2 separate regions of the Homo sapiens genome follow, and region 2 is linked to region 1. Evidence: read pairs that join two places in POLR2A ChIA-PET (ENCODE). Cell type or tissue: GM12878. All regions are shown on one strand. Each heading gives the region's core, and the rest is flanking DNA. Links, peaks and the distances in the headings are about the cores only.

The links. Peaks named below come from ENCODE experiments on the same cell type or tissue, not always from the same donor. Only the 100,000 strongest peaks of a DNase experiment are listed, where the experiment ranks them.
Region 2: POLR2A ChIA-PET joins it to region 1 with 11 read pairs; 6 of 35 experiments call an interaction of 5 or more read pairs at or near these places.

Annotation. Positions count from the first base shown.
Region 1 is chr7:45,921,551-45,934,444 of GRCh38, reverse strand. No RefSeq gene overlaps it. Among named protein-coding and RNA genes, the nearest start is that of IGFBP3, 6.7 kb to the right of the region's middle. RefSeq lists enhancers at 12,209-12,789, 12,790-12,894. In GM12878, for the core only: a CTCF peak has its summit at 11,045; no DNase peak of the experiment used is centred there.
Region 2 is chr7:46,148,640-46,161,533 of GRCh38, reverse strand. No RefSeq gene overlaps it. Among named protein-coding and RNA genes, the nearest start is that of IGFBP3, 230 kb to the right of the region's middle. RefSeq lists enhancers at 6,749-7,043, 7,191-7,260. In GM12878, for the core only: no CTCF peak of the experiment used is centred there; a DNase peak (open chromatin) is centred at 7,553; H3K27ac peaks cover 1,329 bases.

The sequences.
Region 1 (12,894 bases), core at 6,439-11,438:
GACCCAGAGTCTCCTAACAAAATATTTAAAATGTCCAGGAGAGAATCCAAAATTATTTACAATACCAAAAATCAACTCAAGTGGGAAACAGTCAACAGACACCAATGTAGAGATGACAGAGGTATTAGAATAATAAGAGAAAGGCTTTCTGTAGCTATTATGAAAGTGCTCTGAAAAGTATGGAATAACAATCATGAAACAAATACAAAAATATAAAGTCTCACAGTGGGAGAAAATCTTCACAATCTTTACATACGGCAAAGTTCTAATATGCAGAATCTACAACAAACTCAAACAAATCAGCAAGAAAAGAACAAATAATCCCATCAAAAAGTGGGCTAAGGCCATGAATAGACAATTCTCAACAGAAGATATACAAATGGCCAACAAACATGAAAAAATTCTCAACATCACTAACGATCAGGGAAATGAAAATCAAAACCAAAATGCAATACCACCTTACTCCTGCAAGAATGGCCATAATCAAAAAATCAAAAACAGTAGATGTTGGCGTGGATGTGGTGATCAGGAAACACTTTCCACACTGCTGGTGGGAACGTAAACTACTACAGCTACTATGGAAAACAGTGTGGAGATTCCTTAAAGAACTAAAAGTAGAACTACCATTTGATCCAGCAATCCCACTACTAGATATCTACTCATAGGAAAAGAAGTCATTATATGAAAAAGAAACTTGCACACACATGTTTATAGCAGCACAGTTCACAATTACAAAATCATGGAACCAACCCAAATGCCCATCAATCAACAAGCAGGTAAAGAAACTGTGGTGTGTATATATATATATATATACACACGATGGAATACTACTCAGCCATAAAAAGGAATGAATTAGTGGCATTTGCAGCAACCTGGGTGAGATTGGAGACTATTATTCTAAGTGAAGTAACTCAGGAATGGAAAAACAAACATCATATGTTCTCACTGATATGTGAGAGCTAAGCTATGAGGATGCAAAAGCATAAGAATGATACAATGGACTTTGGGGACTTAAGGGGAAGGGTAGGAAGAGGGCGAGGAATAAAAGACTACAAATAGGGTATAGTGTACACCGCTCAGGTGATGGATGAACCAAAATCTCACAAATCACATGATAGAACTTACTTGTATAATCAAACACCACCTGTACCCCAATAACCTATGGAAAAAATTTAAAAACTTTTTGCACGAAAAGCAATAGAAATTATAAAGAAGGACCAAATAAAAAGTTTAGAACTTCAAAATACAATAACCAGAGTAAAAATTTCTCTAGATGTGCTTAGTAGCAGAATGGAGATGAATGAGTGTGGGTGGCAAGCCACCCAGGTGAGGAAAGAGTCAGTGAACCGGATGATAAATAAATATTATTTAATCAGAAAAAAGAGGGAAAAGATAAAGAAAACGTTGACAGAGACTCAGAGACCTGTAGGTGATACAAAAGTCTAACATTCTCCAGATGAAGAGAAGGAATGTGGATTAGAAAAAAAAACTTGAAGAAATATTGCCCAGAAATGTCTCAAATTTAATCAAAGACATAGACTTGCATAATAAAGTAGCCTAACAAGCCCCAAAGAAAAAAAATAAAGAAAATAATAGTCAACTGAGAGTTGTGTTTCTAGGAAAAATATCATTCAGAAATAAAGGTGAAATTAATACATTCTCAAGTGAAGAAAAACAGAGGATCTTGTCAGCACATCTACTTTAAACAATTACTAAAGGAAGTCATTCAAACAGAATGGAAGTGTTATCAGAGGGAAACCTGGAATAATCCTAAGTAAATAATGATAAATAAATGAAGCTCAACAGAAATAGTACACATCTAGGTAAATATAACAGACTATTCACACCTTGAGTTCTTTAAAATAAATGTAATACTCAAAAGCAAAAACATCATCTGATGGGGTTTTTTATGCATATGGATATAATCCATAAAACAACTACAACATAAAAAGGGGAGGGTAATGGAACCTATAAGATGAAAATATTGTAAATTCCTCTTTAAGTGGTAAAGTATTGATTCTAACTAGACTACCAAAGGTTAAGTACATCTTTTGCAATTAAAAAAAACACTAAGAAGAAATTATGCAAAAAGATAAAGTCAAAAATAAATCAGAAAATTAAAATGTTATATTTAAACAAAAGGCTCAAATAACCCTGCAGAAGGTTGTAGAAAGAAAGCAGACACACACACACACACACACACACACACACACACACACACACACACAGGACAGGACAGAAAGACTGATCTAAACATGCAATGAAAATAGCAATAAGATTTTTTTAAAATCTAAAAAGCCTCTAGCAAGACTGACAAACAAAAGAGAGAGAACATACAAATTGCCAGTGACAAAAATAGAATAGGAGATATCACCACAGACCTTGCAGATAGTAAAAGAATAATAAGTGAATACTACAACAACTCTACGCACATATATTCAATAACTTAAAAAAATAGATCAGTACTTTGAAACCACAAAATACTAAAACTCACCCAAGATTAAATAGAAAGCCCATACTAACTCATTATTTATACATGAAATTAATAGTTTAAAACCTTTCAAAAAAAGAAATCTCCAAGTTTCATGAGTGAATTCTAAAGAGAAGAAAATTATACAAATTATACATATTGTTTTCTAGAAAATAAGAGAATACATCCCATTTTATTCTACGAGGCCAGGATGGGCTTTATAACAAACTAAAAAATTATACAATTTATATATATAGTAAAACATTACACTGTACCCCATAAATATGTAATTGTTTTATTTGTATTACAAATAAAATAAAACCAAAAAAGAAAAACATAGACCAATATCCCTCATGAGTATAACAACAAAAATCCTAAACAAATTCTTAGCAAATCAAAAATAGCAATATGTATTTTTTAAGTTCCACCATGATCAAGGGGTTTAATCCTAGGAAAGTAAGGCTGATTCAATATTCTAAAATAAATTAATGTCATTTATTATATTAAGACTTGAAATAAAAAATATTATCATATTAATTGATACAAGAAAAAAATTGACAAAATTCAACATCCAAACATGATAAAACTTCTCATCAAATTAGAAACAGTAGAGGACATCCTCAATTTAATAAAATCATCAATAAAAATTCTACAGCTAGCATCATACTTTATAGTGTAAGAATGAATGCTTTATCACTAAGATCAGGAACAAGGCAAGGCTGTCCTTTCTCACAGCTTCTATTAAACACTGTATTAGAAGTTCTAGCCACTGCAATAAAGCAAGGAAAATAAATGAGTCAGAATGATTAGAAAGGAAGAAATAAAAGTGTTTACATTTGCAGATGGTATGACTCTCCATGTAGAGTATCTCAAAGAATCTACAAAAAACATAGAATAAATAGATAAGTGTAGCAAGGGCATAGGATACAATGTCAACACAAAGAAAACTCCATCATATTTCTGTATACCAGAATGAGCAATTGAATTTTTAACTAAAAAAAATCATTCCAAATAGCTCCAAAACATAAAATATTTAGGTATGAATGTAATGAAATACCTATAAAATTTTTATGCTAAAAATGATAAACTCTAAGGAAGTAAACTTTAAAATATCTAAATATATAAAGATACACACCATGTTCATGGATTGGAAGACTGATAAAGATGTTACTTCTCTCCACATCTATATAAAGACTTTACCCAATTCCAATTAAAATCTCAACAGAAAACTTGTAGATTAAAATTTATATGAAAAGGCTAAAAACAACTAAAATAATTTTTAAAACAAAGAATAAACTTAGAGGAATCACACTATCCAATTTTAAAACTTACTATATAGTAATCTTGATTACTGTAGTAATTGAGACAGTGAGATCTTTATAAAAGGACATATAAATAAATCAATGGAACAGAATAGAGTCCAGAAATAAACTCACACAAATACAACAATTTTATTATTGATGAAAGTCTCAAAAGAAGTTGAATGGGGAATGATAGTTTTTCAATAAATTATGTTGGAACAAATAGACATCTATACGCAAAAAACAACCCTGACAAAAACTTTGTACCTTATAAAAGTTAACTCAAAATGGATCCTAGGTCTAAATATAAAATGTAAAACCATAAAACTATTAGAAGAAAATATAGGAGGCAAATTCTATGATCTGAACTTAGAGATAACACCAAAAGCATGATCCATAAAAGAAAATAATGTTAAATTATATCAAATTCAAAAGTTTTGCTGCTTAAAAGACACTGTTAAGAGCCTGAAAAGACAAGCTACAGACTGAAAGTATTTGCAAATCACAGATGTGACAAAGAATTTGTATGCAGAATATATAACTAACTCTCAAATAAAAGAGTAAAGGGGAAAATGTTCAATTAGAATCAGTTAAAATGCATGAACAGACACTTCACCAAAGAGAATATACAAATGGCAAATAAGTACATAAAAAGTTGTTAAAATTCATTACCATTACAGTAATGAAAACTGAAACTGCAGTGAGATGCCACTACATACTTACCAGAATGGCTAAAAAACAAACAAAAAATTTGACAATTCTAAGTGCTGAGGAAAATACAGAGCAACTAAAACTCCCATATATTCCTGTGAATGCAAATGGCACATATTCTGAGAAATGATTTGGTGGTTTCTTATAAAGCTAAACATACACTCACCATACAACCCAGCAATTGCATTCCTAGATATTTACCTTGGAAAGTGGAACCTTATGTTTGCACACACAAAAAAACCTGTACACAAATGTTTATAGTAGCTTTTCCATAATTACTGAACACTGAAAATAACCCAAATGTTCTTCAATGGGTGAATAGATCAACAAACTATGCTATTTTTATAAAACAGAATGCTAGTCAGCCATAAAAAGGAATTAATTACTGATATATGTATCAATGTGATGAATCTCAAAGGCATTATGCTGAATCAAAATAAAAGCCAGTCTCAAAGGTAATATATGATTCTATTTTCATGATGGTATGATTCCATTTTCATGACATTTTAAGGCCATCATGAAACTATGGTGAGACAGAACAGATCACTAGTTAATAAGACTTAGGGGAGAGGTAGGGATGTGATTGAAATGGGTCAGCATAAGAGACGTTTTGGGGGTGATGGAACTATTTTGTATCTTGATTATGGTGATAATTACCATGTGCACTAATTTCTTAGGGCTGTCATAACATAACAAATTACCACAAACTGGGTGACTTAAAAGAACAGAAATTTATTCTCTCACAGTTCTGGAGGATATAGGGCTGAAATCCAGGTGATGGCAGGGCTGTGCTTCTTTTGAAGGTTCTAGGGAAGAATCCATCCTTTACTCTTCCGGGCTTTGGGGGATTGTTGGAAGTCTTTGGCTTTCCTCAGCTTGTAGCTGCAACATCCCAACTTCTGCCTCCGTCTTCAAATGGGCTTCTTCCTTCTGTGTGTCTGTGTGTCTCCAAACTCTTTTTTCCCTGTAAGGAGACTAGTCATTGAATTTAAGACCTACTATAATCTAGTATCACTTCATCTTAACTAATTACATCTCCAAAGATCCTAGTCCAAATAAGGTCACATTCAACGTATCTTTTGGGGTACCATTCAATGCACTATGGTCTACCCTTGGAAGTCCCCAAAAATTGACATGTGTCTTACATGTGCAATATATTCACCGCACCCCAACAACCCTAGAACCTACTATGACATCAACTCTTAAAGTCTCATTTAAGTATCATCACTTCAAAATTCCCAAATCTCATCATCTAATTGTCTAAGTAGCCCAGATGGGTGATATTCTGGGTATGATCCAACCTGGGGCAAAACTCATCTCCATCTGTGGACTTTCTAAACTCGAAAACATGTTATCTGCTTCCAAAACACAATAGTGGGACAGGCATAGCATAGGGAGTCCCATTCCGAAAGGGAGAAATTGGAAGGAATAAAAGATTTATGTGTTCCAAGAAAATTCAGAACCTAGCAAGAAACATTACATTAGGTTTCGAGACATAGCGACACTCCTCTGTTGCTTAAGCTTCACCCTCTGGGTCTGCAGAGGCAAAATCAAAACAAAACAAAAGCAAGCACAAAAATCAAAATTTCCTACAAAGAAAACTTTGGTCCAAAATGGCTTCACTGGTGAATTCTACCAACCATGTAAAGGAAAAAATAAGAATTCTGCATATCTCTTCAAGAAAAAGACATTACAAGAAAATTACAGATCAATGTCATTCATGAACACCAATGCAAATTTTTTTAGAATTTTTTTAAGTCTTAAAAACTAAGTTCAGCAATATATTTTTTAAAAGAATAGAATGATACATCCTGATCCAAGTGTGTGTAGTCACTCTATCTCAGGAATATAGGAAGGTTTAACATTCAAAAAATTAATCTGTGTAATTCACCAAATTAATAACCTTAAAAGCAAAATTATATGATCATTTTATCTATTCAGTAAAAGCATCTGACATAGATCAACATCCATTCCTGATCAACAGCTCTATCTGCAAAACAGAAAGAGAAAGTAACTCTCTTATCCTGCTAAATGTCATCTGTGACAAACCTACGGCTAACATCATGCTTGATAGTAAAAGACCAAATGCATTCCCCGCAAGGTCAGAAACAAGACAAGGATGTCATCACTGTTCCTCTGAAACATTATACTAGAAGTCCTAATCAGTGTAATAGGGTAAGAAAATGAAATAAAGGCACCCATATTAGAAAGAAAGAAGTAAAACTGTCTTTATTCACAGACGACAAAACCCACAATAAAACTACAAAAACTAATGAGTGAGTTTTGCATGTTTTCAGGCTACAAGATCAGTATTCTACAATCAACTGTGCTCTTATATACTAGCAATGCAAACTTAGAAGTTTAAATCTTTAAAAAAATAGTATTTACAACAGCACCAAAAATATGAAATACTTAGGAATATGTCTAACAAAAGAAGTATAAGACTTATACACTGAAAACTACAAAACATTGCTGAAAGAAATGAAAGATGTCCTAAATAAATGAACACACATGTCATGCTCATGGGTATGAAGACTCGGTATAGTTAAGAGGTCAATTCTCTCTAAATTCATTTTTAGAATCAATACAATCCCAATCAAAATTTCAGTAGCCTTTTCTGTAGAAATTTAAAAACTGATTCTAAAACCCATACAGAAATTCAAAGACATGAAAGAGCCAAAACAACTTTGAAAAAGAACAAATGTGCAAGAGTAGCACTACCTGATTTTAAGATTTATAATAAAGCTATCATAATGAAAACTGTAACCGTGGCATAAAAACAGATGGCATAATAAATAGATCAGAACAGGGTGGAATGGAATGGAATGGAATGGAATGGAATGGAATAGAATACAATACAATAGAATACAATACAATACAATACAATAGAATACCAAAAGCATGATTCATAAAAGAAAAAAATGACAAATTGCACCATATCAAAATTAAAATCTTCACTTTTCAAAGGCCTCATTAAAAACTGAAATGACCAGCCACAGGAGAAAATATTTGCAATTTACATGTCTAATAAAGAAGGACTTATATCCAAGATGTACAAAGCATTCTCAAAATTCAATAAGAAAACAAATGTCTTAATTTTTTAAGTGGGCAAAAATTTTAACAGACATTTCACCAAAGAAAATATACAGATAAAAAAATTAGCACATGACAGCTGCTCAACATTCTTTGTCATGAGGCCAATAACAAATTAAAACCAAGATGAGATGCCACTACCCATCTAATAGAATGGATAAAATTAATAACACTGTCCATATCAAGTATTGCCAAGAATGTGGGAGAACTGGAACTCTGATATACTGCAGATGAGGATGTAAAATGGTACAATACACTTTGAACATTTTTGAAAACACCAAACACACACACACACACACACACACACATATATAACACATATTTCAAATAAAGCATATATATGTGCTTTTTATTTATAATTTAAAAATCCAGACATTCCACCAGCAGGTATTTACCCAAGAGAATTGAAAGCATACATCCATGCAGAGATTTCCACAAAAATATTCAAGAGATTTCTACCCAAATATTCATAGCAGCTTATTTCTGTTTAATAGCCACAAAAAAATGAAAACAACCCAAATGTCCATTAACAGATGAATGGATAAACACACCGTGATATATCCATCCAATAGAATTCAACTCAACAAAAAGGAACGACCGATTTACACATACAATAGGGATGAATCTCAAAATAATCATGCTGAGTAAAAGAAACCAGGAGAAAAAAAGTAGATGCCATATTATCTCACTTACATAAAATTCTGGAAAATACAAACTAATCTAGTGTGACAGAAAGGAGATCAGCGGCTTCCAGGAGATAAGAATGGAGAAAAGGAGGGCTCAAGATTATGAAAGGTCAAGAAGTTTTTGAGGATGATGGAAAGGTTCATTTGTATGTTAGCGATTTCCTAAATGTATACATATGTCAAAACCTATCAAATCATACACTTCCAATCTGTGTAGTACATTGTATGTTAATTATACATCAATGAAAAAGAAAAATCTATCTCTCTGTCTATCAAATTGGAGAGGCACCATGGAATCTGTGGATTATGATCTAGGAAATCCAGCAAAAAGGGTCTGCCTCCGTCTCTCCATCTCCAGTGAAAGGGATAGATAACAGGACTCTCAGGACTCTTCTAGCTATGATAGGAGAGCTACTGGGAATCTTCTCCTTTCTATCTGGCCTTGCAAAGCTGGAAAAGGAGCTTGAAGTGGCACCAAAGATGCCCTTGGGTAAAGACACAGGATTGACACTGGTGCCGGGGACAAACCAGCTGAATGAAAAGTGCTCCTAAAATCTTTCCTGTCCCCTTTTAAGACTTCACTGGGCAGGGAAAGACCATACTAGACTGTTGGCCAGTTTGAAGACTGTATGTCATGCCCACAGGTAGACTCAATTGTTAGCATGTTGACATTTGAACTAAGGAGACAAGGTATGTGGGCTGTGTGCTAGGACTCATTTGAGAATAAAACCTTTAAGATTGTTCAGGTGGCTATGTGAACACAAGGATGAACTTTTATTTCCCATTCCCCAGGCAACACTGTGTCTAAGAGTTCATCCTTCCATCAGTGCTGTAAGATAGGTACTAGTGCCCTTACCTGGTCCTAGAATTGAGTTGCAGAACTTGCCCAATGTCAGAAAGCTATTGAGAGGAGAACTGAGCAAGCAGTTAAGAATAAACTCTAGTCTACTGTGATTGAAGTCCCCAGTCTCTCTCATTGTTCTGAAGCTTCAACCTTGAAGAAAAGTTGGAAGTTAGACAGAGTCAGGAATTGCCTCTGTTTGAATGACCAGGAGACACAGAGGTAACTCTTATCATGTAAATGACTAACTGTGTAGGCAAGGGTGTGGGTGCCCACATGTAGAAGGTAGCACTATTGTGAGAGAAAGCCATGACAGGAGTATCATTGTCCTGAGCAGAAACCTCCCTTCCATGGGGTGGGCTCCCAATGTCCAGGCCCCTTCTCTGGAGCATCTATCTCCAGATTGTCTGACGACACGGGACAGCACTAACTCTGAGGAGCCCCTGTCTCTGGACCATGGATTTCCACTGCCACAGGTACCACTGTCCCCATCCAGTATATCCAGTTACCTTCTCTTCTCTTCCAAATCTCAGAATTATGCCTTCCACAGGTCACATGCACAATGCCAACACCATCCCCTCTGAGCCCTCCCCTCGTCCCTCCAGGCACACAGAATGACTCTCTGTGGATGCCCATACTTTCTTCTTGCCTGCCTCTCTCAGCTGGACTCTCCCACATTGTTTAAGACTCAATTCAAATGCCACCACCTCTCAGAAGTTTTTTCTGACCACACGGACAGGTTTGCCATCCCTCCAGCAGGGTTATAAATGCACCCGGTGAACCTCTCTGTTTTCTCTGCTGTCACACTGCCTACCACTGTCTGGACTCTGGTGAGTCACTCCAGCCAGCCTGTGAAATCCTGCAGCTGGCACATGGAGGTGCTTAGTAATCATTCTTGGACTAAGTGGATAGATGAACTCTTAATGATGTTATTTGTGAGTAAAAGTCATTTGCAGTGTTGTTAGCCACCGTGATGTTGGCAGTTGATGGTCCCCAATGCATCCCCAAGCCCAGTATATGTAATTCCGGGAGGCTCACCCAGCAGGCGATCTGATGGAGAGAAAATTAGATTTCCTGTCTCCACCAATACGTCCCCTAAAGGGGAAAAAAAACCTGAAGCTTATAGGGTGAGAGCCACTGAGTCCTAGCAACTGGGTCCCCAACACTGCTTGCCTTTAGAAGTTTGGCTCTTTCTGTTCTAAGTCTATTGGTGGTCAGTAAGACTGATAGCCACACCCCAGAGGACACTGAGAAACAGTAGTGCTGTCAGAAGGAGAGAGACCCTAGGGTGGCTTGTCCAGCTGGGGGCTGAGCAGAAGAAAAGCAAAGGAGCCAGTATCACGCAGCGACAAGGTGCCCTTTAGCAGCAGGAGTGGGCTCAAAGAAATGAGTGGTTTAGGTCACCTGGTGAAAATAACGAGGCTGACCAAAGGAAACACTAATTATAATCAGGTCAGCTGGACTCCGTTAGTGAAAAGAGATCTATGCAGCCTCCTGACCTCTATTCGGATGGTTATTCGCTACTTTTGCAATGATTAGCAATTGTATGCCAAGCACCTTCACAGGGGGTAAACATCTTTCTCACTAAATACTAGTTTATGTTAAAAACTACAAACACCAGATGAATTGGAAGTTTAACAGAATTAACGAGCATGTCACAAAATTAAGTTTTATCCAGTCCAAATCCTTCCTGCAACAATTATGTTCCGGGAGGGGCAGGGAGCTTGCAGTTATCAAATAAAACTGGCTAAATAACAAAACACAATTCTCCCCGTGTCACTGCCTCAAATTTACTCTGCTGTTGCAAGATGTCATGATAAAGGTGATGGCAATCTATATAAAACATTGTTATTGGAATAGCCTTTGAAAGTTGAAATGTGACTTAGTCTTTACGTGTGTCCCGTGGTCCCTGAGGCCGGGCTGGACGCCTGGAGCTTTGGCGCCCCCTAGCCATTCGGCACTGAACAAGTTTCTCCAACTGCAATGCGAGGGAAAAAAGAAGAGAACCAAGAATAAAACAAATTTTTTAATCCTTTCCAAAAAGACATTGTTTCTGATCTTCCCCTGTCCACTCTCCAGATGATAAAGCTGAATAAAAAGTGCTACACTAACCAGTGGTCAGTCCAGGCTCTGCTGCAACATTGCACTAACCAGAACTGCAGACCTGGGACCTCAAGAATTGCATTTGATGCCGAACCCAGCTCTAATTTCAGAGTCAAGGTCTCTGCGAGTATTTAAGGAACGGATGTAAACCTGGGGGATTCGTTTTGTTTCCTTCAATTTTCCAATGAAATCAGAGATCCTGTTCTTGGGTGTCAACGCAGATACTAGAAGGAGGTGATACAAGAGAAAGGAAACAGCAAGCGACGATTATGGCACGGTTTCCTGTAAACAAGGTTGAGTGTAGCCACAGCCTGAGCACTGTGGGAGAAGAGCTCATAAGAAAATGACGGTGCTGGGCCTTCGTCACCCCGGGGCACTCCATTGTTCTTGTCTTTGGTCTCTTTTTATTTGTAGAGGTCCAATTATTTATTTATTTAGTACAAGAGGGAACGAAATTGATCTTTCCATTCTAAAAGGAGAGTATATATGTATAAAAGGAAGCTGTATAGATATGGGGGAAGAGGTGGACAGGGGGAAAAGGGGAGAGGACGAGAGAGAGAAAGGGAGGGAGAGGGACAAGGAGAGACACTGGGCGAGAGATCGATTAGGAGAGACAGAAATGATGAATGAAGATTAACTTCACCCAAGGCTTCGTGCTGGAGGGGAATGGAGGAGCTCCTGATTTGCTATTACTACTCCAAACTGCAAAGGGCTCCTTCAAGTCACCTATCCACCTCCTAAGGCAAGCGTCCAATTTCAACAGCGTTCAGGAAAGTCTCCTCCCGCGGAGGTCTCACCGCTTCCCACTCCACCCCCACAAACTCTTTGGAAAAGTGCCTTGAAAAATTTAATCCTCAATCCAATCCTGGACCACCAGCGTCCTCTGTTGGTCACCGAAGGGAGGGGGTGCGCAGACAAAACTGAAGAAACTCGAGTGCCAGAGAAGGCCGACAGGAGTTACAGCGACCTCAGCGCGCAATTGCGCCCCCGAACTTTACTGAAAAGTGTTTAGATTGCAGAGATAAGCTAGAATCCCAACGCATCGAGAATACAGTAATACGAAGTCGCCTTCAAAAAATGACAATGAAAATTGCCTATTAAAGGACTATTTGGTTAATTACGTTTCAGCAGTGCCCAGTTTATTGTCTTTATTATTCTTTTGTCATGGGTGTAAACTCCATTTGAAAACATAATCAGGGAGAATACCCAAGACAAGAAGAACAGTTGTCATTTAAAATATTTGAAAAGCCCTGCCTTAAGGACGCATTCGCTTGCCGGTCCACTCTTAATTGGAGACTTGCGGTGTAGCAACACGTGAGAGTCTTCTTGCGTTGAGAAGTAAGCCTGGAAAGGGGCGAAGGCCCCGGGCGCATCTTCAGATGCGTATTTGTGGGCCCCTGGGGATATAAACAGCCCAGCGGGTGTAAATTAAACCCCGCAGTGCCTTGGCTCCCTGAGACCCAAATGTAAGTCAGAAATGTCCCAAGACTTCGCCTGCCAACGGAATTAAATTTTAGAAAGCTCCACGAGGTACACACGAATGCGGAGCGCTGTATGCCAGTTTCCCCGACACCGGCTCGCCGCAGGGAGACCTCACCCCGAGAGCGGAAGGGGTAAGGGCGGCGGGGTCAAGGAGATCGGGGGTGCTGAGTTGGCCAGGAGTGACTGGGGTGACCGGGGGTGCTGAGG
Region 2 (12,894 bases), core at 5,325-10,324, 230 kb before region 1:
ATATGCTAATTAGCTGAATTTAGCACTTCCACAGTGTGTACATATTTCAAAACATGGTTTTGTACACCATAAATATATACAATTTTACTTGTCAAATAAAAAATAAGTAGTAAGAACAAAAGTTTTAAGAACTGTCGTAAAATGAAATCAAGCCATTTCTGCTACCGGACAGACTCGCCTTCCAGGCTCCATGCCTCTTCTTTCCTCTTGACTTAAACTAACTCCCTGGACTAAAACCTTGGGTCCTGCTACCTTCACCATATGCTGCCCATCAGCCCTTGGTGGCCCCTTCAACAGCGGGGCCTGGGCCATCAGATCCTCGGCCTTCCTACTGTGGCCTCTGCCTGCCAACTTGTCCTGACATCTCCCAAAGTGAAAATGCTCATGGCCAAATTTGGCCCCAGCCCAGGGCCTCGGCTTCGCAGCACGAGCAGGGCCACAGCTCTGGGTGCCTGAGTCGTGCGTCATCCACAAGCAAGGGCACTGCTCATGCTCCTGTTGCCAGTGGGCAAACCAGGGCAGGACTTGATGTTATTTGTCCCATTAATCATGATCTTGGAGAAAAAAAATCTTGAGATGACTATTTCAGCACACCACATAGTAACTGAATGTTAGTCACATCAATCCATTTTCAGACAGCAAAGGAGGCAAATTTGAAGAAGCAGAGTAAGTACTTTGCACTATGTGGCTATTGTTCACAGATAACCAGATGTTAATTAAAGAAGGAAAAGACTGAAATCGATCTATTACCCTGATTACACTAATCCTTCACTCCTGTTTGCAGATTAAATGGCCAATACATTCTATCACTGCATTGATTCAAACTATGGGCCCAGGGACCCTCTTCCTCAAGACTTCTAGACAGGATTTTAGTTATCTAAACTGTAACTAAATTTTAGTTTGTCTTTGTATCTGTATTTGTTCTTTCTTCACTCTTTGCAACCAACCTAGACCTTGTTCTTAAGGAGTGAGAGGGGGCAGAACCTTTTTTTTTTTAGTCAATGATGTATTTCCTCAGGTATCAAGCACATAAAGTGAACACAAAGGGATAGTACAGATTTTGGAATTAATTTTTCAAATTGTATTGATAATGGAGTGCTGACACTTGGTGAATTTAGTTCTTCTCTATTGCATCAGACAAATCTAAGGAGTGGAGTCCTCATCCATGTCGTGGAAGTCTCATCAGTGATTTCATGCCAAGTCAAGGCCGATGCAGAGGAAGTAACTGTGGACCAGCAATGAGAGATTTGGCTTCTATCCCTGTGCCATCCTGACTCCCCTGTGACTTTCCCTGTCTGTAAATGGAGAATCTTGGAGTCCCAGGCCCCAGCTGGCAGTCACGATGGTTATTTGAGCAGAACCCTTGCAGTGTGGCATGCTTTGGAGAAGAGAACCAGCACGTGCTAACAGCCATTGAAGAGCAATGACAGCACTGCTCCCATGTCCACTGAGGAACAGAGTGACTGCTGTTCCTCTTGCTGGTGCACCGTTCTCCAATGACACTGGCGGAGAGTCAAGGAGTGAACTGGGAGAGGAAGCAATTGTATCGGAAAAATATCGCCTAAACAGAAGAGTTCCCCAGAAGCTCAATGTGATAGTTAACTGCATGTGTCAAATGTGCTGGGCCACAGAGCCCAGATATGGGATTAGACATTATTCTGGGTGTGTCAGTGAGAGTGTTTTGGATGAGATTAACATTTAAATTAATAGGCTGTGGGCAAAGCAGGACCTTTGGCTGTGACCAAAACCTATCCCCATGGGATCCTGTAAGACACAAATGAGGAAACCTCAGCCTGCCCCACTTTTGTTCCCAATGGGGCACGTAGGAAGGGCAGCTTCACCATAGGGCTTAAAATTGGCCCTTAGACCCAAAGCACTTAGACCTGCATCCTACTCAGGGAATCTCTCCTTTATTATTGCCCCTCAAAACTTGATACCAGTTTCTCCAATGTTTGATTCAAGTATTAGAAAATGCTTCAGAATATCCATTGAAAGAGATAAAGGCAATAATAAACAACTCTTCATTAAGTATCTACTATATTCATAGCACTGTTATATCCATGGGACAATAAAGTAATTAACCTTCATGCTGAACTTTCCCATGCATCTTACTATTTGCTATTAACAAACATCTTGTGAGAAAAAGAATATAAGCACATGTTGTAGATAATGAAAATGAGTTTTAGAGGGTTCAAATTGAGTTGTGCAATGTGAGGAATGTGGAATTTGGATTCAGGTGGGCGGTTCATCCTAACCTTGAGAGTTTTACTACCATGAATCTGTCTTAGAGGAGAAAGCATCACTGACTTCCCCTGCATATTTATGGACTCAAATTCATCATTGCTTGGTCCCCAAGCACCTCCACCTCTATATTGGCCTGCAGCTTAGGGGAGTGTTTTTTTTTTTTTTTTTTTGAGACAGTTTCACTCTTGTCTCCCACGCTGGAGTGCAATGGCACTATCTCAGCTCACTGCAACCTCCGCCTCCTGGGTTCAAGCGATTCTCCAGCATCAGCCTCCTGAGTAGCTGGTATTACAGGCACCTGCAACCACGCCCAGCTAATTTTTGTATTTTTAGTAGAGATGAGATTTCACCACGTTGGCCAGGCTGGTCTCGATCTCCTGACCTCAGGTGATCCACCTACTTCGGCCTCCAAAAGTGCTGGGATTATAGGTGTGAGCCACCACACCCAGCCAAGGGAGATTTTTATATGACCATTTGGAGGAAAATTCTGTAAGCAATATAATTATTATTTTTAAAAATTACCTTTCTCTTATAATTTATAAGAAATATATCAGTCAGGAGAAAGAGGCAGAAAAAAACCAATCTAAGTAATTACTGGTCTTCTCAACTGTCAATCCACATCAAAATTAAGCCTGCTCCATCTTTGTTGCCACGCTCATAATTTATGAAATATTTGTCACTGCATATGCACTTTGCACAGTTGAATTTATCATGAGTGAAGTGTTTCATTTGTTTTCTCAATAAGCTAGCATTCTACATTTCTGCAAGGGTAAGTATGCAAGTTTTGCACATTAAAATATACATAGAGGTCTCATTAGTAACTTCAAAATATTCTCAGGTCAGTTTCTGAGGCAGGAAAGCATTTCTCAAGGGTCGGCTAGGTGTCAGGTGCTGGGATGGGGCCTTCACAGTAACAGACCAGGGGCTTCTTCACAAAGCCTTTTGTTTGGCAGGGTAGGGGAATGAGTAACAAATAAACAAGAAACTGCAGGACTATTATGATTGGAATGAAGAAAGCAGCCATCTCAGGTGGTCCATCAAGGCTCCTTTAGATCAAGGGAAAAGAAATGTCCCTTAAGGAGATGGCATTTGGGCTGAAATATGAATGTGAGAAGGAGCCAACAACTCACCTTGCAAACATTCTAGGAACAGCCTTAGGCGGAGGGACAGGTGCAAAAGCCCAGAGGCAGGGATGCTTGCACTGGGGCGGGACAGAGGTCAGCACAGCAGGGATGACATGGTTCCCTAGGGGGATGCGTGAGTCCTTTTATAATAAAATATAATAAAACAGTACAATAAGGCTTAATCTCACAAGCAAGTGCTCCAAGTCATAGCCGAGACAACATCAGATTCCTTCAAGTGGAAACTGTGATTTGTGGGATTCCAAATGAAGAAGAACCTTAATATTTTGTAAAGAAAAGGAGTAAAGTTCAAATTAATAGGGGAAAAAATGGGGAGACAGTTCAGAAAGCCCAGATGCATGTTAGGACTTTCAGGAATCATTTGAGAAAAGATATAAAATATACAGCTTTGCACCCCACTTAAGACAAAGCAGTAAACAAATCGATGCCATATTTGGTTATACTAATTTCTATTTTACTCTAATCCTCAACAATGCTAAGGGAAAAGTCCAAAACAGCAGAGCGTAAGGCTCTCCAGAGGTGGAAAGCCGTTCTTAGGCAATCATGATTGGGAACACATGCTTGGCGTCATTCATCACAGCAGAGGAATCTCTGAGGAAGTGTCATAATTGGGGGTAGAAACATGAACAGATCTGTGAACCCCCAAAAGTTTTGTTTAAAGTATTTTTAGTAGACAAATAATCATTACATATATTTATGATGTCTAGCATGATGTCTTGATATGCGTACACACTGCAGAATGATTAAATGAAGCAACTGAGCACATCCATCACCTCACATACTACCTACTCTTGTGGTGAGAGCATTTAAAATCCACCCTCTTAGCATTTTTTAAATATACAACATATTGTTATTAACTGTAGTCACCATGCTGTATAATAAATCTCCTGAACTTATTTCCATCTAATTGAAATTGTATTTCCTTTGATCAACATCTGCCCCACCCCTTCCCACTCCTCCCCACTGCCCCCAGCCCTTGGCAACCAGCATTCTACTCTCGGCTTCTGTGATTACAACTTTTTAAGATTCCACATATCAGTGAGATCATATAGTATTTGTCTTTCTGTATCTGGCTTATTTCACTTGGCATAATGTTCTCCAGATTTATCCAGGTTGTCACAAATGACGGGATTTCCTGCTTTTTTTAAAACTGAATGGTATTCCATTGTGTCTATAAACCACATTTTCTTTATCCATTCACTCAGTGATGGACATTTAGGTTGCTTCCATATCTTGGCTACTGTGAATAGTGCTGCAATGAACACAGGCATGTAGCTATCTCTTTGAAATACTGATTTCATTTCCTTTGGGTATGTGAAATTCTATGCATGTATCTTTCTAGTGAGTAGGTCTCAAACCTGTCTCAAAAATTAATTAGCTAATTAAAGGTAGAATACACTACAATGCTGACCCCATTTTCATTTATTTTGATCAAAATAAGAGATGTCAACTCAATGTTTTAATAAGTGAACTCTTCAAGATCTTCCCTGACAAATATTACTATTTGCTTCTAAGCAATGTCCTTTTACCCATGAGTTATAGTCTATGCTCTGTCACCACATTTCAGAAGTTGATGAACCTAGCAGACACTGTCATCAAGACAAGTTCCATTTTCCATCTTTCTAAGGAAGTTGTGAGGACGGAGCCATCTGTGCACTCTTCATGGAAACCATGGCCATTTGCAACAGCTGCCTGGGGAGAGCAAGTTCAGTGAGTCGGGAGGTTCCAATTTTGCTCTACCTATTTCAAGTTATCTAGTAAACTGCATGTGCTTCTGCTCATAAATTTCAGCAATCCCATTTTGGCTCCCAGACTTCCTGCAGAAGGGGTTATGATGTTATATGATTTAATGATCTGACAAAAGCTTTGTCCCCACAGCTACAAATCTTAGGCAATCATCTGTTCCAATGTAATGCTAACCTTATGGGTCCCCTGAGTGCAATTTTCATGGCTACCAGAGACTCCCTTAACTGGTATCTAGTTACATGTTTCGAGAAGCATGTTTTTCGTAATTTTTAATATAAACATTGCAGATATATCATGCTAATTGATACACACTACATATCTGCACCCTGACCCAAGGAGAAAAAAATTGGCAAACTTACAGACAAATTGGAGAAATATTCATAAGATGAGCTTGTTTTAAAGCAATATCTACATTATACATTTCTGAGAATATATTTTCAAATGAAATGTTTAAATTATGAGGTGTCTTTTCTTCTTCACTGGAGAAGAAACTGTCATTTTTGGAAAAAAGTCTATTCCACTTAACTATTTCAGAAAATTTTAATTATGTTAATTAGTCTAAAAACATCATGTGTGCATGTGTTTGTGCACATAAGTGTATATGTTTTTTAAGGAATAATGTTATGTTTGCAGAAAGCAAGGCAGAGAAGAATGATAATCCATAGCAATTAATCCCTGGTAACATTATAGGTTGACGTTTTCATTGCACTGTATTCATGATTCATAGAACTATCAAACTGCAAAGTACTCACATGTCATTTATTTGAACAAGCCTAAGCATAGGTGTCCAAAGTCCCTTAAGTGACACCCACAGAGACATTCTCCTGGTGCCTGACTGACTTTGCTAACAGTGAAGAAATATCTGTCTCTTGGGTTTAATACCTAGTGAATCTTACTGGCCACCCCCAACCAGGGGCTGGAGGGCAGGGGACCCAGAAATAACACTGGTAGAGGTCCGCCTGTTAGGGAGCACAGTAGGGCAGAAAGGGGTGCAGAGGAGGTCCCTGGGGCCAGCGGGGAATATCTGGCACACGCCAAATGCTCCTCTAGCCATTGGATGGCAAGAATTAAACAGTTCTTTGTAGTTCTCATTCAGAACTCTCAATCTCATAAAAAGGGATTAAGACCTAGATGAGGAAAGTGACCTCCCCAGGACCCCCAGAAAGGTAGCTGTGGGTCATCAGAAGACAGCTTTGAGACTCCTGGTACACAACTCTTTAGTCTGCTAGGTGGACTTGTCAGCTCCTCTTAGGGCAGAGATGATAGTCTGGTTGTGGAAGAGAACAGTGAAGTGTCCCTCACTTGGAGCCGACCCTGAATTCTGGCTTGAAGGATCTTGCAAGTTGTTTAATTGGGATAGTCACAGACAGCCTCTGCGTGCCTGAGATGAGTGGTCTCGACCTGAGGAGCAAAAAGGCAAATAGTGCTCCAGAACAAGTTAGCTCTTTTTAAGAAGCCAAAGTTAAAATTCTTGTAATCCTTTTTGGCTTGGAAATGGAAAAAAAAAATACAATCAGGAAAATGAGAATTAGATTTGCAAACGATATTTTAATAAAAATAGGATAATACAAAAATCTCATTTTAAAATTTGTTTAAAATGTATCCATTATGTTTTAATGATAACTCAGAGTTATCCCTGATGAGGCAACAGGAGGAGGCAGAGAAATGCCCCAACTTTTGAACTTTGTACGATGTACATGGGTGGCAAAGTTACCCAGAAACATGTGGCCTAAGCAGAAGCAAAGGTCACTGGTTTATACAAACTAAACAAAGTAGAGTGTCCTGAGGAACAGTGCACAATGCTGTCATCTAGCAACTGGGAGCCACTACTCTAGGGGCCTCTAGGGGTCTCTGACATCAGCTTTTGCCCTTAACTTCCCCCTGGCTACGTTTGAGACAGATGATCTTGTGGTGTAAGAAACCTCCAAGGCTGAGTCCCTGCCAGGTGATTCAGGGCCATGGAGAAAGCACTACCCTGCTTAGTAGAAATTCCTTCCCCAGAATCCTCGTTGGCTTGCCCTCAGGATTTTTTACTTTGTTTACTATGTTTTACTCAAAGGTGATATCACCCAAAAGGTGGGGAAGGCATTACACATTCTCTCCCCACACCATTTGGAAATCCCCTAACAAGCATTACTAAAGCCCAGCCCTGCTTAGCTGGTGAAATCTCACTAATCTCTTGCCCAGGGCACTGCAATTCCAGTGACTGGTCCACGTGGAGAATTGCTAAAGGAGGTTTCTGTGTGTGTTTCAGCTTGGTAGAGACAACTCAGCAGGTGATGCCTCCAGGCTGCCCTCAGGAGAGGCAGGTGCTTCACAGCTTCTGCTCTGCAGGCTCGACATCAACTTGTGACACTGTGGAAGGAGCGGGCACCTCACCCTCCACAGTGTGTGGCTAGAACAGTCATCCAGTCCACACAGCACTTTCTGTTCCACAACCAGCCCAAACTGCCTTTACAATGCATTAGAAAAGCCACCCTTCCTCCAGCAAGTAGTTGCTATCTGCTGCAACATAGTTGTCAGAAACATGTAGATCTACAAGATCTGTTTGTGTAGAGAGCCCCAGGATTTGATGCCCTAAATGGTGGGTGGACCAGGGAACATGACACTCCTTCACAGCTGTGGGACCTCAGTGTCAGAAGCATCAAATGATGTGTCTCACATTGCACTACCTAAAATGAGTTAGATTTAGTTCTGTGGGCTAAAAATGGAAGTGAGAAAGGAAAAAACAAGACTTAACACCACAGCCTGCTGATAATGGCCCGAATGTTTAGGAGAAATGACAATGTATCCTTAGAAGGATTTTTTGTTTTGTTCTGTTTTGTTTGTTTGTTTGTTTTTTGCTAAAGTCTCCAAGTTTTTCTTCCCCCTAACACAGGCAAATACACAGGAGTACCTGCTTTTCCTTTTAGATTTTCACCTGACTTTTAGGGTCACATGCATGCAAGCTGAATATGCTTTTCTTAGAGCCAGTGGGATTTGCAAGAGGAGTATGTCTACTGGCATTAAAATGAAAGTATTGTCAAAAATGTCAATGGTAGACCACCATAATGTGTGTGTTTGTGTGTATGGGCATGTGTGTGTGTGCGTGTGAGTGTGTGTATTAAAAATAAGTTTTGAACTTTCCTAGAAAATTTTTATGGTGGTCTACCGTTGACATTTTTTTGTGTGTGTCTACACAATTCAATATTACTCAGCAATAAAACGAAAGCCACTACTGATACACACATGAATGTGGGTGGGTCTCTAAAACAAGGCTGAGGGAAAGAAGCCGTGAAGTCTTTTCTACATGTATGCATTGGTTGGGTCGTTGGTTGGTTGGTTGGTTGGTTGGTTCTGACAGGAAGCATGTTGTTCTGGATCCAAGACAGACCTGATGATTCACAGAGCATCTTGTGTCAGTTCCCCATGCAGCCCCTCCCCATGGGACGATGCAAGAAGAGCAGTGGGCACCTACACATGTGATTTGGTTTGTGCCACAAGAAGGAGCTCCAAATCATAAATCTTGCAGCTTATGTGGGTGGCTGGTACAGCTGCCTGGCTCCCCCTCTGGAGGAAAGAGAGAAACCTGGTTTTTTTGTTTTTTTTTTTTTTTGACATAAACAGATCCTCTCAGGTGGGAAGGAGAAGCCTTCAGGTCCATTGCCCTTTGGAATGTAAGCTAATGGCTGCAGAGCAGATGAACCATAGTGTTTCTGGAATAACTCCCCATCTCTAACTTCCCAGACATGGTTACCATCAATCATCCTTCAGCCCAGGTGGCCAGGACTTTTTGCTTAAAAGCCCAGATCATGCAAAAACTTGAAAATATTCATGGAGTGTTGTTTTTTGACAGAAGCCAGACATAAAAAACTCCATACAGTATAATTTTTTGTTAGGAAATCTAAAACATCGAAGTGAATGTGTAGTCACTGAATGCAATCAGCAGCTTTCTGGGGCTGGGACAAGTTGGGTGATGGACAGTAAAGGGGAAATTTCTGAGGTGATGGGAATGCTCTATGTCTTAATTTTTGTCACAGTTTCACCACTGTAATATTTGTCAAGTTTCATCCAACTGAACAGTTAAAAGCAGAGCATTTACAGTCATGCTGGAATCCTCAGTAACATTGTTGACAAGTCCAGCTTGGACAGATTCCTTTGAGTTGTTTACATGGAGACTGGTGGGCAGCTTCCAGCCACACTGGCCAGTGCTCCTACTTCTATACCACTCTTTTATTCAACTTACATATAAATAGTCATGTACTGCATAACAACATTTTAGTCAATTATGGACTATATTATAGTGGCCCCAGAAGATGATAATACTGAATTTTTACTGTACTCTTTCTATGTTTAGATAAACAAATGCTTCCCATCGTGTTACAACTGCCTACAATATTCAGTATAGTCATATGCTGTACAGGTTCGTGGCCTAAGAGCAATAGGCTATACCATATAGCCCAGGTGTGTAGTAGGCTCTACCATCTAGGTTTGTATAAGTATACCCTGTCATGTTTGCACAATAACAAAATGGCTTAATGACACATTTCCCAGAATGCACCTCAGTTGTTAAGAGATGCATGACTGTGTATGACTTGTGTGCTTGGTTTCACGATATGTAAGTCAAATATTGCTATAGCAAAGGTACCAAAAACTGGAGCCTCTCATTTTCCATTTCTTATACTCTCAAGTCTCACACCTAGCAAATAACATGCTCTTTGAAATGATGATAATAATAATAATAACAGAATCTTATGTTTGAACACACTGCCACTGTAGGATGGCTCCCCAGCCTCAATCACTATATCAACAACATAAGAATGAGTCAGGTTTAGGGAGCTAAGGTTCTGCATCATGGTGTTACATAGCTAAGGCTTCATTGAGCTCTTCCTTTATATTGGTGTGTAGAACACTCAAAAGTAATACAACTTCTCTTTTCCTTTTTTTCTTTTTGCCATATGATATTAAAATTGATAGAAAAAGTGCAGCTTCTCTACAATTGCAACATGGAGTTACAGAAGAATGTTTAAGCACTTTTTTTGTCTTCCCAATAGCCACTGTTGCTAAAGAATGGAAATTAAGCCATATCCTTTAGCAACAGAGTGATACAGCTGAGCAAAATATTTTTAAAATAAATGTTTTTCTTACATTATAAAGATGACATGTTGTTGTTTGGGAACATTTAGAAGATACAGAAAAAGTAGAAGGGAAAAATATCAATCTACACTCAAACTCTTGAAAATTGGTTTCTGCCAAAAGGCCCATAATTCTTTTAAATGCCTTTTCCTCACCCCAGTGATTTCTTCATTTCTCTGCTTTTTAGACTCCTCTATCTCATGAGCCCAGAAAAAAGTCACTGCTCTTTGTGTTAGATATCAACATGACTTAGAACCATTGAGTTAGAATCTGGTCATCCCATATTCCATGTGGCAATGACACATACTATAGATTGAATCCACCTGGATAATTTCCTGTAATTCTTTAGTCTGGAGACATCTTGTTCACCACAGCCACCTCCCACTCATTTTCACACCCATCATCACAAGCTTTTCTTGTTAACAGAACTTCCAAGTTGCACCCACCTGTCCCCACACATGCATAGAATTCCTTCTCCTAAAATGGCCCTATTTTAAGGAATCTAAAATATTTCTTTAAAAAATCATGAGACAAATAAATTCCTTCTTCTACAATGGAAATAAAGGAGAATCAAATATATACAAATCTTGTCTTTGTGGATTTACAGTAGGGAATGTAAGGCACAAGCACAAAAGCACTGAGCTGAGGCAGAAGGTAATGGTTAGCTTATAGAGTAAGCAAAAAAAATGATTCTGAAAACACTATACATGTACACTACAACTGAACAATTAAGTAAATGAATGGCAGGTGGTAAGAGCCAGGTTTCTCACTGTGGGAGAGGCAACAAGCAAGAGAGGAGGCTCTAATGACCCATATGGTAGTGGATTAGTCTTGGAAACATCACTGTGAACTCATGTTTATCTTGATGTAGAGATAGGCACACACAGAAATGTGTACACATGCAGGTTGGTATGCATATGTATTTTCTTGCTCTGTCAGGTCAAAGTGCCTGCAAGCAACTATACCCCAGCACCAGCAAGCACAGGCACCCAGATCTTGGTGTCTAACATCATTCTCTCATGAAAGGAGCCAGGGGTTCTCAGAAAAATTGCTGATTCTAGGACTGGAACAGGAAGTATACGAGATGATCCCGAAGTATCTTACTGTGCCAAAAAGCGAGCAAGTGCTGAAAATAAAACCCAAAACAAACATGTTGGGGGCATGTCAAAGGAACACAGAAACCAACTGGAAAAGGTCTCAATGGCCAAAACTGAAACAATTTGAAAAACAAAAAGTAACATTGGATGATAATTCAAAATATGAAATAAATAAACATGAGTCCATACTGATCAAAATAAAACATTGAATAAATAAATAAATGGGGGTGAAGAGAAAAATGTCCTAGGCGGGAGCATTCCGAATAATTTATGTAGAAACTCTGGCCTCTAGAAGATGGAGTAAACTCTTCACCCCTTAAGTGTTGATTGTTGATAGTGTCTTCCATCCAAAGAGTACAGTATGAAAAGAAAACAAGTAACTTGACAGTAGAGAAATATCACCAACATAACCTCAGCCAGAGATCAGGGTCAACATTAACAGGGCGAAGTCATGCTGACAGTGCTTACCCTTGACAGGATGTGATGAAAATGGCCCTCTATCTCTGTGGCCTTCCTCCCAAGAACCTATAACCCCAGTCTGTTGATGAGAAAGACATTAGACAAATAACAGTTAGGGGACATTATACAAAACACCTAACCAGTCCTCCTCAAACTGTCAAGATCATCAAAAGCAACAAAATTCTGAGAAACTGTCACAGCCAAGAGGAGCTGGAGGAGACATAACGACTAAATGCCATGCAATATCCACAGTGGGATCCTGGATCAGAAAAAGAACATAAGGTAAAAATTAAGGAAATCTGAATAAAGTATGGACTTTAGTTAATAATAGTGTTGCAACGTTGATTCATTAATTGTGAAAAATGTACCATACTAATATAAGGTGTTAAACAGGTATATGGGAACTCTCTGCACTATCTTTGCAATTTTTCTATAAAATAGAATGAACCAAATGCCCATCAATCAATGAGTGGATAAAGAAACTGTGATATATATATATATGTGTGTGTGTGTATATACACAATGGAATACTATGCAGCCATAAAAAGAATGAATTAACAGCATTTGCAGTGACCTGGATGAGATTGGAGACTATTATTCTACATGAAGTAACTCAGGAATGGAAAACCAAACATTGTATGTTCTCACTGATATATGGGAGCTAAGCTATGAGGACACAAAGGCATAAAAATAATACAATGGACTTTGGGAATTTGGGGGGGAAGAGTAGGAGGGGAGTGAGGAATAAAAGACTACAAATATGGTGCAGTGTATACTGCTCACATGATGGGTGCACCAAAATCTCACAAGTCACCACTAAATAACTTACTCATATAACCAAATACCACCTGTACCCCAGTAACTTATGGAAAATTTTTTAAATTATAAATTAAAATTAGAAATCATAAAATTTATCTTTATAAATAAAAATTATATAAATTAAATTAATATAAATTATAACATGATTGTTATAAAGAAATAAATTTTTCTATAAAATAAAATTATTCTAAAATAGTCTATTTAAAAACAAGTAAATAGAAAGAGAAATGGAGATTCAGAGGGAAGAGAAGTGAAGAAGCATTTTTATGTCT